Regions from separate parts of the Homo sapiens genome. Here region 2 is linked to region 1. A link is a contact called in ENCODE Hi-C or POLR2A ChIA-PET data. All regions are on one chromosome and are shown on one strand. The core of a region is the stretch at or near the end of the contact, and the rest is flanking DNA. Distances in the headings are between cores, read along the strand shown. Region 1 has its middle 12 kb from the start of LINC02247. Region 2 holds the start of RXRA (retinoid X receptor alpha).

Evidence for each region. A loop is a pair of places that touch in the nucleus more often than their neighbours do. ChIA-PET counts read pairs that join two places held with the same protein, here RNA polymerase II (POLR2A). Pooled maps may share reads with other maps.
Region 2: a map of ascending aorta shows a loop between it and region 1 (4-fold over the local background). The contact joins the promoter of RXRA here to the enhancer-like site in region 1. A Hi-C loop is called at or near these places in 9 of 168 maps with a recorded cell type or tissue (Caco-2, Right ventricle myocardium inferior, aorta and 6 more) and 14 of 50 pooled maps. POLR2A ChIA-PET finds 5 or more read pairs at or near these places in 7 of 52 experiments (BJ, CD4-positive, alpha-beta T cell, HEK293 and 4 more).

Annotation. Positions count from the first base shown.
Region 1 is chr9:134,280,478-134,286,254 of GRCh38, forward strand. No RefSeq gene overlaps it. Among named protein-coding and RNA genes, the nearest start is that of LINC02247, 12 kb to the right of the region's middle. Within about 2 kb of position 2,699, at least 13 of the 41 ENCODE cell types and tissues checked have a DNase peak (open chromatin) inside an H3K27ac peak, as active enhancers do; they include ascending aorta, gastrocnemius medialis, heart left ventricle and 1 more, where a contact is called at or near this core.
Region 2 is chr9:134,323,464-134,329,382 of GRCh38, forward strand. RXRA (retinoid X receptor alpha) reads left to right here and starts at 2,992. Exons shown (of 10, transcript NM_002957.6): 1 at 2,992-3,196. The coding sequence starts at 3,169. RefSeq lists silencers at 2,490-2,669, 2,740-2,789, 3,528-3,667 and enhancers at 4,278-5,207, 5,208-5,919.

The DNA of each region.
Region 1 (5,777 bases), core at 1,449-3,948:
TGACCCACGTCCTGAGGGACCTCTGGCCGTATGGTGGCCTCAGGACGGTGGGCTCTCAGGGGGCCCGCAGGTCCCTCACCTCCCCACGGAGGCCTCTGGCCCTCCATCTGCATCAGGGTACCTGGCCCTGGCAAGGGTAGGGCTGGCAGGATCTTTGGGCAGCAGGAGCAAGGGAGGGGCCCGGAGGGTCCGAGGTGTCCCTCCGCCGTGGGCCAGGCAGACACACGAGCATGTGGCCACCGACACGCAGCACGGGGCCTCACACAGAGCTGGGTGAAGGAAGCCAGACACAAAATAAGAAACGAGCTTGTTTGCCTAAAGCTGGACACAGGCAAAGGCAGCCTCAGATATTGGGAGTCAGGAGAGGGGTGTGCGGGTGTGATTGGGAAGGGCCCGGGGGGCTTCGGGTCTTGCAGGGGGTGGAAGTACCTGCCCTTGGCCTGAGTGGTGCTTACACAGACCATGGCTTTGTGACAATTTACTTATTCTCTGTACACTTCCCTGTGTGTTTTCCATATCTTGATGAAAAAAATAAAGCGTTACACTTCAAAAGGAGGGTGGTGCCCCAGGGAAGCCCTTGGTGACCTGCAAGTCCCAGCTGCCTCCCTGGTGTTTGGGCTCCAAGCTGGAGCCGTCCTCTCTGCCCTAAGACAGGGGTCCGGGTCCGGCCAGGTCTGTCAAGGCTACCTGCCTCCCCCGTCTCCAGGCTGGGTCCAGAAACGTCTGTGGGGGCAGAGGTGAGGACGGAGGTGAGGACGGAGATGGGGGCACAGAAGAGACAATACCTTGTGGGAGTGGCTGGCCAGGGAGGAGACCCCTGGAATGGCGGGATGGGGCCTCCAGCGGACGCTCCTGAGACAGTGCCCCGGCAGCTGCGGGAGAAAAGAACTCCCTGAGTCTATCGGTGCCCTGGTGACCGTGGCTGACATCGGAACAGTCCTGGTGCTGGGCACGAAAGCGCGCTCAGGTGAGACTGAGTGTCTCCGCCGGGTTCGTGTGTGTGGACGCACACACGCATGCACGTTTGTGCTTATGGATGCACATATGCAGTCATGCGTGTGTGTGTGTGCACGTCTGCTCGTGTGTGCATGTGTCCACGTGTGTGCGCTTCGTGTCCCTGCCCAGTTAACACAATGCACACAATTGCCTCCAAAGAAATGGGGATGTTCTTTAGAAAGAGGATGCTTTTTTGCATTTCAATTGACCGCCTCAACAATGTCCGTTTAATTAGTGTGTTTTGAAGGGGAAATGAAGGAAAATTATAACTCATCCGAGAAAATGGCTTGTACGTGCTCAGCTCTTCTCGCGGGTTCCGGTGGAGCCACCACCAGGTCCGGCAGAGCCTGGGCCCAGTGCCGTCCACCCAGAGGAGGAAGGGAAGGGCTGGCATGGTCCCTGGGGTGGGGGACATGGGGGACAAGGGCAGGTGGATGCTGCAATCTATCTGGTGGCCAGGCAGTGAGTGGGCTCAGATGCAGAAGCCGCAGGCGGTACCACCCCATCCCTCGTGAGGCCATTGGGGAGAGGCAGTGTGGTTCAGCAGAAAGAGGACAAGGGCTCACTCAAGACCTGAGTTTGAATACTGGTTCTGCCACTGTCATCTGCGAGGACCTGCCAAGACTTGGTTTTCTTGTCTGTAAAAACATTTGTAAAATGGTGCTGATGGCTGTGAACCCAATAAAGGGATGACCAAGAAAGGGCTTTCTAACATGCCGGTCTCAGAGGGACGTGGCAGGAGGCATCTCGAAGGATCCCGGGAGAGTCCCACATTTGAGCCGCGGCTTGGCTTAGCCGGGGCCTGGCTCCCTGCGTGCTCCTGAGTGCCTCCCGATGGCTCACGGCCGCCCTGAGCCAGCGGGTTCTGCCCTCACCCTGCCTAGGGCTCCTGCCTTGAGGCTGCCTCCAGCAGGGCCCTGAGTACAGGAATCGGAGGGATCCACAGACACAGCTCCCGGCCCCAGCCCTGGTCACGCCGACACTGAGGGCTCCAGTCTCTTCTCCAACCCCCAGACTCTGGGCTCTCCCCACTGGCTGCGTCGCCACCTCCTGAGCTCTGGCCTAGGCTGTGGTGGAGACACAGTTGGGGCCTCCTCCCTACACCTGCGCATCCCCTCTGCTCCTCTGGGCTCCCCTCTGCAGAAGCCAGAGGTCTGTGGGCAGCTGTTGCCTGACAGGCTCAGGAGATCAGCTCACATCGAGGGGTGGCTCACTGTGAGGGTAGGGACAGTACGGGGGCTCCAATTCTGGAAGAGTCAGAGGTTGGAGGCAGTCTGCATTTCCAGGGTCCCCAGAACCCCTTCCACTGGCAACCCCACTGTCCAGTGAGGAAGGTTGCCCCTGCCCCAGCCTAATGGACCCCTGTTCTCTGCCTAATGGAACTACGCCTTCCCCATTTGGAGGTGGGGAAACTGAGGCCCAGCAACGTGGAACCACTGGCCAGCAATGGCACCATTGGTAATGACAGGTCTGGGTTCAGGCCCCAACTGTCTGACTCCAAAGCCCCTTTGCTGTGCCGTCAGGAGGGCAGCAAGACTTGGGGCTCCCCACAGAGCTGGGGACTAGGACACAGAAGACTCCAAGCCACTGTTCCCATGTGTGTCCCCCCCTCCCCCCCCGCCTTGCCCTCTGGCCCACTAAGCGTGATCGGCTGTGTTGCTGTGGCTGGCGCGCCCGTGCCGCCATCCTGCCCCTCCCCGCCTCTGCTGCCAACCCTCCCAGCGCCGTGTGCCGACTGGGCCCGTACAGCTGCCTTCCTGGCCGCTGGCTTCCCCGAGCCCCATTGTTGGGCACCTGGGAGGTTTCCAGTTCTTTGCTGTATGAATAGCGTTGTTTTAACCATCTTGGCACAAGCTGCCTCTTTCCCCTCCCTCTCACGTTCTTTCCCTCTTGCAAGGGTTTGGGCACTTTCCCTGACACGTTCATTCTCTTACGCAGCCAGGAGCTGGCGGGACGCCTCCCAGGAGAAGTTGGCGGTCGACCAGGAGGCCTCAGTCTCTGCCTCTTGCTGCGGATGAGCCTGTCCTGGGAGCGTGGGGCTCCTGCCTCCTTGGCGAGTGAGTGTGCCCAGCATGGTGCCCATTGCTTTACATGCACATTGGTTCAGTGAGGCGAGAGCCAGCGTCCCCATTTCACACATGAGGACACTGAGGCTCTGAGAGGTTCAGCAATGACACAGAGGATGTAGGAGCAGCCAGACTTGACCCAGGCCAGTCTAAGCAGAGGCCAGGCTCAGTGCCGAGACCCTGTCCTTGGGAGCCCCGTCTACATCCACCTGTCCTTGTGCCCACTGCCCTGGGTTCACCCCAGTCCCCTTACTTCCCTGTCCCAGGAGGCAGGACACCCGGGAAACACAGGGGTCATCCATGCCAGACTGAGCCTCTCCCCGCTCCCACCCTAAACTCCTTCCCGGGGCTGGCAGCGAGCCCCCTGGCTGGGTCATCTGGAGGTGCCTCCTGTGAGCCACCCATCACACCTGCTCCAGGGCGGTCTATGTGGGCGGGGACCTGAGCTCCATGGTGGGCTACAGGGCAGCACTGTGAGGAGCCGTGTTGGGAAGCCCACGGCTCCCACTCCAGCGCCTCTGCCTCCCACCACCCCCAACATTGGCAAGAGCTAGTCGGACGGGCAGATAGGTGGATGGGTGGACAGATGGGTGGGTGGACCAATGGATGGGCGGTGAGAGGATAGGCTGAGAGGTGGTAGGATGTGCCATAGAAGCCTTGGAAAGTGCCACAGATGCCCTGAGAGGCTGCGTCTGCCAGGAGGGGAGCACCCCCCTGGACCCCATGCTCTGGCAGGTTGGAGGGCTTCCTGGTGATGGAATCTCAGCCCTCAACTGGACGTGGTAAGCCCAGACCTCCCAACTTGCAGCCAGGCCCGCTCCTGTACTGTGGCAAACATGACCAATCACTCAGGGCTCGCCCTCCCGCTGAGCCTGGCTCCCAGCCCTTCCTGGCACGCCGAGTCCCTCAGAGTCCCTCATGTGTCCTGGGATGGCAGGAGATGCCAGGGTGAGTTTCAGACATGTGAGACCAGAGGGAGCAGCTCCAGTGCAGCTCTGTACCCTGGCGGCAGAGGCTGAGCTCCGCCACCCCACCTCTGAGTTTCTACTGAAAACCCAGGGGCTGAAATGCAAGTGTACCTGGTGCCACCAGCCTGGAGAGCGCACAAGACCCCTGGTGGGGTGGGGCCCAAATTCATTCTCTGGTTGACCCCACCCTCCCTGTCTCCTTCACTTCACTTTCCACAAAGACTGGGAATCAGTGTTCACCCTAAAATGTCCAGGGCCACAGGTAGAGGCCCAGCTACGCGAGGGCATTGTTGGGGGGCTCTGTGCACTGTCCGACCACGCAAGGGCATCGTGGGGGGCTCTGTGCACTGTCTGACCACGCGAGGGCATCTTGGGGGGCTCTGAGCACTGTCCGACCACCTGAGGGCATTGTGGGGGCTCTGGGCACCGCCCAGCCATGCAAGGGCATTGTGGGGCCTCTGGGCACCAGCAGGGGTGCTTTGGTCCCCGTGTGTTTGTGCCGGTGGGTCTGGGGCGGGGCCTGGAAACCTGCATTTTTCACAAGCAGGGGCAGGGGCTCTGGGGACCACCCCCACAAAAGCACAGCCCTGGGTGGTCTGCTCCCTGGGGCCCCAGGACAAGGTGCTGCTCTCCCCTCATGGAAGGTGCCAACTCCTGGAGGAACGAGCTGGCCATGGACGTGCCCCCCGGAAAGCTCCCCTCACCTCTGCGTGTCCCCAGGACCCTCCAGCCTGGGGTGGGCGTGTCCTACTACAGAGTCATAGCTTGAGCTTCACGGACCTCAGAGTCCTGCAAAGACCCCCCACCAAGTGCTTCTCAAGGTGTGTTCCTGAGGAGGGAACCGGCACTGCTGCTGGGCCCGGGGCCGTGTCCGTTCCTCCGGGTGAGCCGCACCTGCCCGACACTCTGCCCGCTGTGGGATCTGTGAACCTCACTGGACCTGTGTCTGTGTGCGTGTGTTTGTGGTGTGTGTGTGTGTCTGTGTGTGTGTCTGCATGTATGGTGAGTGTGTGGTGTGGTGTGTGTCTGTGTGTGTGATGTGTGTCTGTGTGGTGTGCATCTGTGTATATGGTGTGTGTGTGTGTGTGTGTGTGTGTGTGTGAAGTGTCATGACTCATCTCAGAACCCTCACAAGGTAGAACCCAGGTATGCATATTTGAAAATTCTGAAGTCAGCTGGGCGTGGTGGCTCATGCCTGTAATCCTTGCACTTTGGGAGGCTGAGGCAGACAGATCACCTGAGGTCAGGAGTTCAAGACCAACCTGGCCAACATGATGAAATCCCGTCTCTACTAAAAGTACAAAAAATTAGCCAGGCGTAGTGGCAGGCACCTGTAATCCTGGCTACTCCGGAGGCCTGAGGCAGGAGAATCACTTGAACCCGGGAGGTGGAGGTTGCAGTGAGCTGAGATCATGCCATTGCACTCCAGCCTGGGCAACAAGAGCGAAACTCTGCCTCAAAAAAAAAAAAAAATTCTGAAGTCTACCCCAATTTTGAACCCCTGGTAATTCAGCCCCCTCATTGTTTTCATTTTAGGCCTTTTATTTATTTATTTTTAATTTTTCTTTAGAGACAGGGTCTAGCTCTGTCACCCAGGCTGGAGTGCAGTGGTATGATCGTAGCTCACTGTAGCCTCGACCTCCTGGGCTCAAGCCATCCTCCTTCCTCGCCTACTGAGTAGCTGAGACTACAGGCACGCGGCACCATACCTGGCTAATTCTTATTTTTTTTTTGTAGGTTGTGGGGC
Region 2 (5,919 bases), core at 1,742-4,241, 43 kb after region 1:
ATTAAAAAAAAAAAGACCCAAACAAAAAAACAAAAAAACAAAACCTTCTTAGATCGCAGGTTGTGAATAAATGGATACTACTATAAAAATAGTTTTGGCTGTAGCAGCACATGGTGGGAAGGCTGGGGTGTTTTTTTCCATGGCTGGCTCAGACCTGGCCATTTCATATGGGGCAGCCACTATCCCGGGAGGTTTCGTGTAGAATCATTTGCACCAAAAAGCTCCAAACTGAGGGGGAGGATAAAAAGTAGTGGCCACAGAAATAACAAGCGGCATCGTCATTTTCCATCAAGGACCTGGTGTGTTTTCGGCGGCCGAGCACCCAGGCCCCTGCCCCATGGAAGAGAAGGGCGGGGCTGAGAGCCATTCACCGTCTGTGGGCACAGAGGCTGGATGTGAGCCCAGATCTGCAGGACTCCGGACTCCGTGCGCTCTCCACGTGGTCTCTAGAGCAGGGGATGACGCCTTCCGGTGTTTCTTAGGAACAGAGGGCCCTTCTGGAACCTTCAGCCTTCCCAGGAGGAACCCACATGGAAATCTGTCTGCATGTGCCTCCCCGACTCCAGGCACCAACAGCTCCTGAGTCTTGAGTTTTCAGGGACAAGGAGTGAGATGGGGGTGGGGTGGAGAGTCCAGCATGCCACACCGCCCACTATTGGGAGGTGACCTCAGACACTTCAGCCCAGCCTTCCCACCATTGCCTGGCGTGTCCTGACCTGCCGTCCGCGGCCTGCTGCTCCTTCTCTCTGCAGGCCGCTGCTCAGCCGGCCCTGCTGCCTGGGCGGCCACTGCCTGATGGAACCTCCCTGCTCCAAAACCTGACTCAAGAACCAGTGATCCCAAAAGCTGCCTGAGCCCTTTGGCTGGATAGAGCCTTGCTCTCCCTGCACTGAGCATAGGCGAACGGCCTGCCTAATTCAGCGTCATTTCATCATCATCATCATCACAATAACTGTCACACCGAGCTCGTCCTCCCGAGCGCAGACTCTCCATATTATCTCACTTAGTCATCTCAGTGACTCAGTGAGGAGGGAGTGGTTGTTCCCACTTTACAGATGAGAAAACTGAGATACAAGGAGGGAAGTGACCCAGCTAGGCCACACGGTTGGTAGGAGGTGGACCTGCAATCTGGCCCAGGCCTTGTCTATCTGGGACTCCCCCCCAACCCCCCAACCTGAGTACAGTCAGGAGGGGCCCAAGCAGTCACAGAGACAGGCCTGGAACGCGGCGGGCACATGGCACTTTTGCAGTGTATGTTGGTGCTTACGGGGGCTCTTTCTCAGTCCTATCCTTTGTTTGCCGCCCCCCTCCCTGGCAGGAGGAACTCAGTTTTAGAAGGGCAGTGGGTTGGGCCGGCATGCCATGTGCAGTGGGGAAGTGGGTCTGTTGTGGCTGTAACCACAGTGGGTGAGGACCAGGTGTCAACAGTGGCCCTCATCCCGGAGGGAGTGGGGCAGGCTGCCTGTTGGACAGGGTGTGTGAATAGGGGGACGGGGTGGCCTTTGGTAGGGGCCCAGGGGTCAGTGAAGAGGGGGAGGGGGAGAGGGCTGCCTTGGGCTCTGGCTGTGCTGGGGGTGGGCTGCCCAACCAGGGCACTTCTGTCCCAAGTGGAACCAAGACCTCCCACCGGAACAGGCCACCGGAGCCCTCGTGGAACCCAGCTCCGGGTGGCCCGACTTGAGGGGCACCCAGGCAGCAGGACACCTCTCTGGTCTCGGGCTGTTATCTTTGGGCCGTGTCATGGCTGTCCACACGCGGTCATCACCTCCTCACCTCCCTCCCCATTAGCGTCCCCTGACCCGGGCCACCACGCGCAGCCTGCGTGAATGGTCAGTCCCTGTGCCTCGCAGCCCGGGCCCTTAGGTCTAGGTGGTCAGCAAGCTCGCGGTGGGGGTGCGGAGGGAGGGCGCGGCGGGGCGCCTCGGCGCCTGCTCAGGAAGGCTGGGCTTGGCGGCGCGCAGGTAGCTCACACCCAAATCCGAATTCCAGCCGCCCGAGACGGCGGGCGGCGGGCGGCGCGCGGCGGAGGCGGCCCGAGCTGTCCCGGGGCAGGAGTGCTTCCTTTCGTTTTCAAACAAATCGTGAATTTAAAAGTCAGGCAGAGAACTACCCAGGGTATAAAAATAGCCACCGGCCACAAAGTCTGTGTCCAACTCCGGGCAGCGCCTGCCCAGCCTGGTGCCTTTGAAGAGGGGTCCCAGGAGTGCGGGTCGATGAGGAGGCGAAGCGCGCACCCCTCCTCGTTCCCGGTGGGCTCGTGGGTCTCTCCGTGGGGGTAGGGCGTGAAAGTGTGGGGTGGACCGGGGGTAGCGTCCGGAAGACGAAACCTTCCCCGGACGAGGAGCTTGTCCTCTGCCGTTGGGGCACATCGCCACTCCCGGGCCTCAGTTTCCCCACGTGTCCGCCGCGGCGGGGTGCGAGGTATGGGTGCCGCGGCCATCCCGCCCGGCTCTGCGCTTGCCTGGCCCGGGCCGGGGTCCCCTCGCGGCCACCGCCCGGCCGCTTTGTGTGGCCGCGCAGACAATGGCCCGGCCGCTGGGCTCCCGGCCCGGCTCTCCGCCTCCTCCGGGCCCTTGCGCGCAAGTGTGTGTGTGCGCGAGTGTGTGGCGGGCCCGGGGAGGGAGTTCTGCTCCCGCCCCCGCCCCCGCCCCGCTCCCTCTGCGCCCCGCCCCCTCCCACGCCGCCTCCTCGCGGCTCCCGGGAACCCCTGGCGGAGGCGAACTCGCAAGTTTGCACGGCGCTCTCAACTCGGCGGCCGGGCGGGCGGCGATCGCGGGGCGGCGGCGGCGGAGGGGGGCGCGCTCCGGGCGGGGCTGGGCGGGCGGGGCGCGGGCCGAGCGGTGGCGGCGGCGCTGCGCCGAGTCAGCGCCCGTCGCGGGCCCCCCGCCACCCCCCCGCCGGCGCCGCAGCGCCGCGGTCGGAGCGGGGCGCGGGCGCGCGGCGGCGGGGGCGCGGGCCGGGCGCGCGCGGCGGCGGCGCGCAGACACAAGTAGTTTACATTGTTGGGCGACTTTTGCAACAACTCGCCGCGCCGCGGCCTCCGCGCGCCGCCGCCGCCACCGCAGCCGCCGGCTCCCCGCCGCCCGGGCCCGGGCCGGCCGCGCCGGGGGCCGCCGCGCCCGCCGCCCGCTGCCTGCGCCGCCGGCCGGGCATGAGTTAGTCGCAGACATGGACACCAAACATTTCCTGCCGCTCGGTGAGTGCTCGCCGGGCCGGGCGGGGACGGGGCCGGGGGCCGGGGGCCGGCGGGCGGGAGGGGGCCGGGGGCGCGTTGGCGGCGCGCGCGGGGGGTCGCCGGCCCGGGCCCCGCTCGGACCCCTCGCCGACCTTCGCGTGAGTTCGGGCGCCGGGCCCGGGGAGGGTCGACCCGGGGCAACTTTTCGCGGGGCCGGGGCGGGGCTGGGCAGCGGGCGGGCGGCGGGGCCGGGGGGCGGGTGGCAGGTTCGCCCGGGACGAGGAGGGGTCTCCCGCTCACCGGCGGCCGCCTGCGCCCCGGCGCCCAGCTGCAGCCGCGCCGCACAGGAACCCGGCCGGAGCGGGAGGAGCAACTTCTGCGCTCCGCGGCTCCGGCCTCCCTGGCCTGGGGACCGGGACGGCGCGCTGGGCCCCGAGCGGCCTCTGCGCCGCCCGCCCGTCGGGCTGCGGCTTCTAGCAGGCCGCTGGCCCTTGGGTGTGTGTCCGCCCAGGAAACAGACTGGGACCCTGTTATCCCCAAAGCAGCCCACGCCCGGGTGGGCAGGGTCCCCCGGGGCTGTATGAACAGAACGTCAGACCTGGGAAGGCCCCATTCCAGAAATGGGGCCCCTCACTCTGGCACCCCCGGGTGTTCTCCCAGGCTGGCTCTCCATTTGTGAGCAGGACAGCGCAGAGGCGCGTAGGGTCAGTTTCCCTCCTCCTCCTGCCATCCCGCCCGGTAGCTTCCTATCCCAGACTGCCCGCCAACTCCAGGCCCAGACCTACCGAGAAGGGGGAGAGGGCATGGCTGGGGCCCCCACCCATTGCCCTCCCAAGGGTTTGGAAGCTAGTGAGAAGGGGGAGACTTTATAAATTAGCTCCGGGAAGGATATTAATTTGGTGGTGGGACGGCAGCCAGGCTGTCAGGCCGGGTGAAGGATTTGTGCTGAATGGAAATCGAAACAGCTGATTATGAATGAAGCCCCCGCCATCCGTAGCCCCTCCTGCCCACCCTCCCTGCAGCCTGGGGTGCAGCTTGGCCACCCCAGGAGGTGCTCAGAAGCCAATGTAGCTGCAGGGATGTTTAGTGAGATGGGGCATCAAGGGGAGCCAGCATGGACCTAGCCCCTCCTGGATGTGAGGGTGAGAGTCTGAGTACCTCTGCTACTCACAGGCAGGTGTGCTGCCCCGTGACCGGGGCAGGCGGTGGGTTCCAGGTTTGTCAGACCTAACGCTTACTCCCTGCCTCTGTCATGATGGAGTGGTGGGCTCGAGGCCTTGAATGAGCTCCAGGGCTCAGCCTCCAGGGGTGGGCGCTCATGCCCATTTTGCAGATGAGAAAACTGGCTGGGAGAGGCTGAGCCCCCAGGATACAAGGTGGTGGATTTGGGATTAGCACCCCCAGCTCGTGGTACTGCTGAGTGTGAGGCAGGAGGGAATGCTGCGCTGTCTGTGACCGAGTGCAGTGTGGAGTGGGCTGGGGCTGCCTTTCCCTGTTAAAGCTTTGCACTCACACATGTGCACACACACATCCACACACACAGAGCTAGGCTCTCCCAGACGATTCCTCTGGAACAAGAATGCTCAGCTCAGTGTCTGGCCCCTGGACGTGGCAGGGGCCTGGCTGGTTGCACTTCAGCTGAGTACTGAGAACCGAACAGGTCCCTGTTTCTAATGCTCCGGGTGGGACAGGGATAGTCCACGGAGTTGGTGGATGTAGGGCGAGGGAGCAAGGGGTGCCCAGTCGCCATGGTGGCTTGCTGGAGTCCCTGTGAGGAGGAGAGGTCGTGCCTCCGAGCCACTGCCCCAGGGATCTCCCTGGGCACTCCCCTGCCACAAGGAAGCTAGGAGTCTTCTGTTCTCGAGCAGCAGCTCTCCCGACCGGCCCATGGCCTCCCAGGCAGCCCACGCCCCAGGGCTGAGCAGAGAGCCCTGGGCTCTGATTACATTTTATTTTTTTTCTAAGCTTGTGACCAGCTCTGAAGTCCAGAGCAGTCGAAGGTCCATTTAAGCGGCTACTTTTCTAAGCCCTTTTGTCAACACAGCCTAATCCCTCCTCGGGGTGAGTGGTGGTGGAGGGCCTGGCTTGTCTTGGCCCGGCTGGCCGACCGGTCAGACCTGGAGCTGCTGGGGAGACTCGGCCACCCCTTACAGCTGCCCAGCCGCTTTTGGGGTCTGGGGTAGAGAGGGCTTCCTCCTCCCAGCATTCACTACCGCTGGGCTTGGTGGGCAGGGAGAGGATCCCAGTCGGTGTCCACCGAGCCGCTCAGTGAGGGCAGGGATGAGTGCAGCGTCCAGATCTGGAAGGAAAGCAAGGCCGAGGGACTCGCCAGAGGCAGCCCCAGCTTCCTGGCCCTGCTGCCCGGGGCTGGCCGCGCTCCCACGCCTGCCGGGGAGAAGGCCCCCGCTGGCCTTATCCTGAATGGTGGGACTCAGGCGGAGTCCACAGAGTCCAAAGGTCTCAGACCACACCAGACCCCATGCGCCTGTGGAGAGACCCGGTGGCAAAGCTGTAGGCCCGCTGACCACTCTTGGAGTTGGGGCACTTGGGGGCCTGGGTGAGCTTGCAGCCTGTGTGAGGGGCTTCTGGTAACATCAGAGCCCTTGGGACCCAAAATAGAGCACATTCCGGGGCCTCCCGAAATAACAGGGTCATGTGACTCTCAGGAGGCTGGGCTTGGAGTCCCGCTCGGGCCTGACGAGGGCGTCTTTTAGCGCGGGCGCTGCCCGACGGCAGGGTGTTTG